Linked DNA regions of Homo sapiens: region 1 is linked to region 2. Evidence: chromatin contacts called from ENCODE Hi-C or POLR2A ChIA-PET data. All regions are on one chromosome and are shown on one strand. Each heading gives the region's core, a stretch centred on a gene start or an enhancer-like site at or near the end of the contact. The rest is flanking DNA. Distances are from core to core; before and after follow the strand shown. Region 1 holds the start of ECE1-AS1 (ECE1 antisense RNA 1). Region 2 holds the start of OTUD3 (OTU deubiquitinase 3).

The links. Hi-C counts contacts between places; a loop is a spot of excess contacts on that map. ChIA-PET counts read pairs that join two places held with the same protein, here RNA polymerase II (POLR2A). Pooled maps may share reads with other maps.
Region 1: a pooled map shows a loop between it and region 2 (10-fold over the local background). The contact joins the promoter of ECE1-AS1 here to the promoter of OTUD3 in region 2. A Hi-C loop is called at or near these places in 2 of 37 single-sample maps with no recorded cell type and 9 of 50 pooled maps. POLR2A ChIA-PET finds 5 or more read pairs at or near these places in 1 of 52 experiments (activated CD4-positive, alpha-beta T cell).

What each region holds. Positions count from the first base shown.
Region 1 is chr1:21,291,985-21,294,684 of GRCh38, forward strand. ECE1-AS1 (ECE1 antisense RNA 1) reads left to right here and starts at 1,306. Exons shown (of 3, transcript NR_038404.1): 1 at 1,306-1,759; 2 at 1,950-2,226. It also overlaps a transcript of ECE1 not described here. RefSeq lists enhancers at 1,253-1,342, 2,184-2,700.
Region 2 is chr1:19,881,122-19,883,854 of GRCh38, forward strand. It overlaps OTUD3 (OTU deubiquitinase 3), which reads left to right and starts at 1,274. Exons shown (of 8, transcript NM_015207.2): 1 at 1,274-1,613. The coding sequence starts at 1,393. All of the region lies in intron 1 of LOC105376823 (a long non-coding RNA gene), which reads right to left. RefSeq lists an enhancer at 1,058-1,107 and a silencer at 1,478-1,817.

The DNA.
Region 1 (2,700 bases), core at 56-2,555, 1.4 Mb after region 2:
TTTATATATTATATATTTTTAATTAGCAGGACGTGGTGGTATGCGCCTGTAGTCCCAGCTACTTGGGAGGCTTAGGTGGGAGAATCGCTTGAAGCCAGGAGGTGGCGGCTACAGTGAGCTGTGATTGCACCACTGCACTCCAGCGTGGACGACACAACAAGATCTTGTCTGAGTAAATAAATAAAATAAAAAAAAATTCTGATATTACCACTCCCTTGCTTAAAAACCCTCCACTGTCCTGGAATGAAATCCAAACCCTTCACCAGGCCCCATGGCCCCTGCCCACTCTGGGCCCTCATCTTGTGCTGCCAGCGCCCCCTCCCCCACCAACCTCCTCACACAACTCCTCAGTTTCTACAAGTTTCTTCTTCCCCCAAGACCTTTGTAGCTGCTGTTGTCTCTATCTGGAACATTTTTTCCTCCTCTCTACTCTTCCCATGGTCAGCTCCAACTTCAGATCTCAGCCTACCAGCTCCTCAAATGTCCCAGGAACCCTAAGCAGTCCCCCAAATTCTCTGTTACAGCATCCTGTTTGTTTTCCTTTACAGTACTTGTTGCAGACTGTTTTGTTTCCATGTCTTTATCATCACTGTCTCTGTCCCTCTCCAGAATCCACAGCTTTACTGGGGCTGGGACCTTGTCTGGCCTGTCCAACAGAGACTCTCCATCACCCGGCACAGAGTAGGTGCTCAACAAACGGTTGTTAAAATCAAAGGGGGGACAAGTAGAGGGGAAGTGCCTTCAAGTTCTCAAGAACTCTCCTGCATCTAACTTCATAATGCCTACAGAAACAGGGAACACATCTAAAGGTCACAGGCCCTGGGGAGGCAGGGTGCATGGGAAAGCTCTGAATTCTGGAGACTTCTGCCTCACTCCCACTGGGTGGAGGAGTTTCCATTACCCATCCCAGAGAGAGAGGGGACTCTGAGGCTGCTTCACTTACTGCTGGGTTGCAGCTGGGCTTTTTCTAGAACAGGACACTTGGTTACACTACGTTACCAGGTGTCGATTGCCAGAGGAAAAGACTTTTGAAAAAGAAGTTCAGTTCACAGAACATCTCCCCGGGGCATGTGGGTGGTGTAAGGGATTCACCCGGCTGGTGTACGGGATTTGTCAGTTCTTTTATACCATCTCTTTTAAGCTTCTCACCCTTCCCTCAGAAGCAGGTATCACTGGTTCCTTTTACAGAGAATGAAACTGAGGCTTGGGGAAGTTAACTCGCCCAGGTGTGGTTAAGCGATGGCTCCTCCTCCTTCTGTCTCATTTCAGAGATTTCCCCCTTCTGGCAAGCTCTCCTGACCACCCTCCAGGGACCCCAGACAGCATTTGGTCCCTGGCTCTGTGTCCCCACACAGCCACCCTACCCCATGCTGCCTTTTACTGAGGCACACAGCATTTTAGACAGGAGAACCCTGATGGCAGAGGCTGGGTCTCACGGGACCCTGTCTCCTTAAGGGCTTAGTCTGGGGCTGGAGCCTCTACAGATGTTTGAGCAAAGGCGGGAGGCAAGGGAGGGAGGCCGGAAGCCACCCCAGGGACTCTGATGTCCACCCTGCGGCAGCCTGTCTGTGGACAGATGATGCAGGAAGCTCACGGAACTCCCAAGCAGAAATCAGCAGAGATGGAGCCTGGTTATTTTTCAGCACACAAAAGCCGAGGGCCCCTTCCTGAGATGCCTGCCTCAGCCCGGTAGTGAAACTGAACCCACCTCAGACGGGAAAGGCTTGGCGGGCTCTGCTTGGTGGGAAGTCCACAGTGGGTGAGTGACATTTCAACAGCTGCCTGGGGCCCTTCGCCCAGGGCCTTCCATTCACTACCCCAATGGCTCCCCACACCCACCTAGAGCCTCAGCCTCACAAGTACCGCTTCCAGCTTACAGAGAGGGGGAGGGGCCTAGACAGACCAAAAACCAACCATGCCACTTGACAAATTCTCTCCTAACCCCACAGTGCCTCGTCCCTGAGATGAGAATCATCACCTCCGCTTTACAAATGAGATGACCAAGGGTCAGAGAGGAGAAAGGACCTCCCCCCAGCCCTGAGTCACCTGCCTGGAGACTGAGGGAGCCATAATGCGAATCTTCCCCTTGCCAAACCCACTGACTCCATTACGCTGCCTCCAGAGAACCCGAGCCCCGCGGCGAGAAAGTGGTAGAGCTGGGCCTCGAACCTGGGTCCTGGACTCTTGGTCCTGTGCTCCTTGTGGAAGATGGAACTGCTTCTTCAGGTGGGAACCTCACAGAGTCTGGGTGCCCTGGGCAGACTGAGGCTCTGGGCTGACAGGGCAGCCAGCACTTATTCTCCCTAATTGTCTCATTTGCAGTTGTGGGTGCCACGCCTGGCCCCGAGTGTGTTGGGGAAGGTAAAGAACCTCCACTTTGGTCTTCTCAGTTCCCTTCCTGGCACTGTGCAGCCGTGGAGGAGAAATCTGGGTTGAATCTGGGTCTAGTGTTCAAGAGGAGGGCCTGGCAGAAACCAAGAGTGAAGGGGTGGAACCACAGCTCCCTGTGGACTGCCCCGTCCTCAGTCCCCGGTGCCCCAGCTGCACAGAGGAAGTGATGACAGCCAGATGAAGGTGCAACAGTGCCCAGCTCTGGAAACTCCACCCTTGTAAATCAAAGGCCTGTGGTGAGCAGAAACGAGAAATATAAACACGCACAGGTTTCTGGCGACAAAAGCCTCCTGGCCTGGTAGCACCTGG
Region 2 (2,733 bases), core at 24-2,523:
TACTGCACGTTCTTATAAGTGGGAGCTAAACATTGGATACACATGGACACAAAGATGGGAACAATAGACTCTGGGGAATACAAGAGTCGGGAGGCAGTTGGGGGAAAGGGTTGAAAAACTACCTATTGTGTATTGTGTACTTTGCTCACTACCTGGGTGACAGATTCATTTGTACTCCAAACCTCAGCCTCACGCAATATAGATGGGGTTTCACCATCTTGGCCAGCTGGCCAGGCTGGTCTCGAACTCCTGACCTCAGGCGATCCCCTGGCCTCGGCTTCCCAAAGTGTTGGGATTACAGGCGTGGGCCACTGCACCTGGCCTCAGTTTTTGTTTTTGTTTTTTTGTTTGTTTGTTTTTTGAGATGGAGTCTCGCTCTGTCCCCCAGGCTGGAGTGCAGTGGTGCAATCTCGGCTCACTGCAAGCTCCGCTTCCCGGGTTCATGCCATTCTCCTGCCTCAGCCTCCCGAGTAGCTGGGACTACAGGCGCCCGCCACCACGCCCGGCTAATTTTTGTATTTTTAGTAGAGACGGGGTTTCACAGTGTTAGCCAGGATGGTCTCCATCTCCTGACTTTGTGGTCAGCCCGCCTCGGCCTCCCAAAGTGCTGGGATTACAGGTGTGAGCCATCACGCCCAGCCTGGTCTGTCTCAGTTTTAAAACGGAAAGTCCTGCATCCCAAGAAAACCTCTAGTCCAGGCAAACCTAGGTGGGTCGCTCTAGGATGGAATTAGGATTTCCAGTGGTCTTGGACAGAAGGGCGACCTCTCCCTTGAGTTACGAAGGAAGGCGGAGAGATGAAGGGCAGGATTAAATAAACAAGTATGCGGGCTTTGGAGCCAGGGCAAAGCTCTGCCTTTTAGCTGTGTGATCTTGAAATTATTTAACCACTCAGATTCAGTTTCCTGTAATTTGGGGATAATTAAACAAGAATGAGCCGTGTGAAAGTGCCTATCCAACTGTAGTAGGCTCGCAGCAAGAGTTTAAATCGTTTTTATTCATCTCCGGTCCTAACTTTTGCCGCTGCTCTGTGTTCCACTCTTCTATCATCTTTAATTTCTCTGCTTGACTTGTTCCTGCTTTGTTCTCTCTGGTCCCTCTCCGGTCGCTCCTGCCACTCACGTTGAGTACCATCCACCACTAGAGGGCGGAATAGAACAAACCAAGATGGGTGCCCCTCCAGCTCTCTATGGCGTCTGCTCGCCGAGCCCCGCAAAAGAGGCGGGGATTCCATCATGTGACCGGGGTGCTGGGCGCCGGCGCAGGCGCGGTTGCTGCGTAGTCGTCGCCGGGCTCCGTTGCCCGCGCTGTTTTACCTTCCCAACGCTTGAGGCGGACGCTGGGGGGTCCTGCGCCTTTCCCTCCTGCCGCTGGGGACTGCAGGCTAAGGCCATGTCCCGAAAGCAGGCGGCGAAGAGCCGGCCGGGCAGCGGCAGCCGGAAAGCCGAGGCCGAGCGCAAGCGGGACGAGCGGGCGGCGCGCCGGGCCCTGGCCAAGGAGCGGCGGAATCGGCCGGAGTCTGGCGGCGGCGGCGGCTGCGAGGAGGAGTTCGTCAGCTTCGCCAACCAGCTGCAGGCCCTGGGGCTGAAGCTGCGGGAGGTGCCGGGGGACGGGTGAGGCGGGCCGGGAGCGAGGGAGGCGGCGCCGGGGGACGCGCCGGGCTCGGCCTGGCGACCGTTGCCCGCTCGCGTCCATCCATCCATTCATTCGGGCGGCCCGGGCGCCTCCCGCGAGCCAGCCACGCTCCGAGTGCAGGGCGTCCAGCTGCGAGTGAGGCGGACAAGCCCCTCGCCCCGAGACGCTCGCGGGGATCCCAAAGGGTCCTAATCATGGCAGACGCCGCGAGCGAAATAGAAAGTGGGTGCTGAGACCGTATATGGGAGCAGGGCCACTGGATTGTGGCCAGGAAGGGCTCTCTCAAAGGTGACATTTAAGCTGAGTTCTGAAGGAATGAGATGGAGCCAGGCATTGGAAAAACAGTTATCATGACGATAAGACCAGTTGAAGGAGTTTGAGTAAGCCCCACTTGGTAGAACGCTTTGCCTCCTTTGAGTCCTTGGTTTTTGGGTGGTGCCCCCATTTACATTTGTGAAATTAGGTCGCCTGTTTACTGAGCTGAAGGCAGCTTCTCTAATTCTTCCTTCCATGGGCCTCAGTTTCTCTGTAAGCAAAGGTGCTTCCCCAAGCTTTCTTGGGACTTAGACTGGATCCAGGTCCAGCTTTCTTTAGGGAACGCGGAGGGGGAGAGTGGGGAGGAGGAAGAAAATTAGCTTCAAGAAAGGGGATATGGCTCCAGGAACATGGATGGAAGAAGGAAAAGGGTCAGGAAGAGGGGAGAACAGTTAGGATCCCCATTGCAGGGGCAGGTAAAAAGGGGTCTGGTTGTCAGCTGTGTCACTTTGGAAGAGAGAGTGTTAATAACAGCCTGGCTTTTGTTTTTTTCCTCCCCGTATTTGAGTGCTCAGATCCTGCAGAGGGAAGACTAAAATGAAATTAAAGACCATAAGGAATTGCCTTAGTTCATTATTATTGTTATTTTGTAGAGACGGTGATTTTGCTGTGTTGCCCAGGCTGGTCTCGAACTCCTGGCTTCAAGCGATCCTCCTGCCTCGGCCTCCCAAAGTGCCTAGATTACAGGCATGAGCTACCACCCCCGGCCAGGAATTGCCTTAGATATTAACTGCAGAATAAGGTGTTTTAAAAATTTTCACATTACATTGCAGCTTATTGATT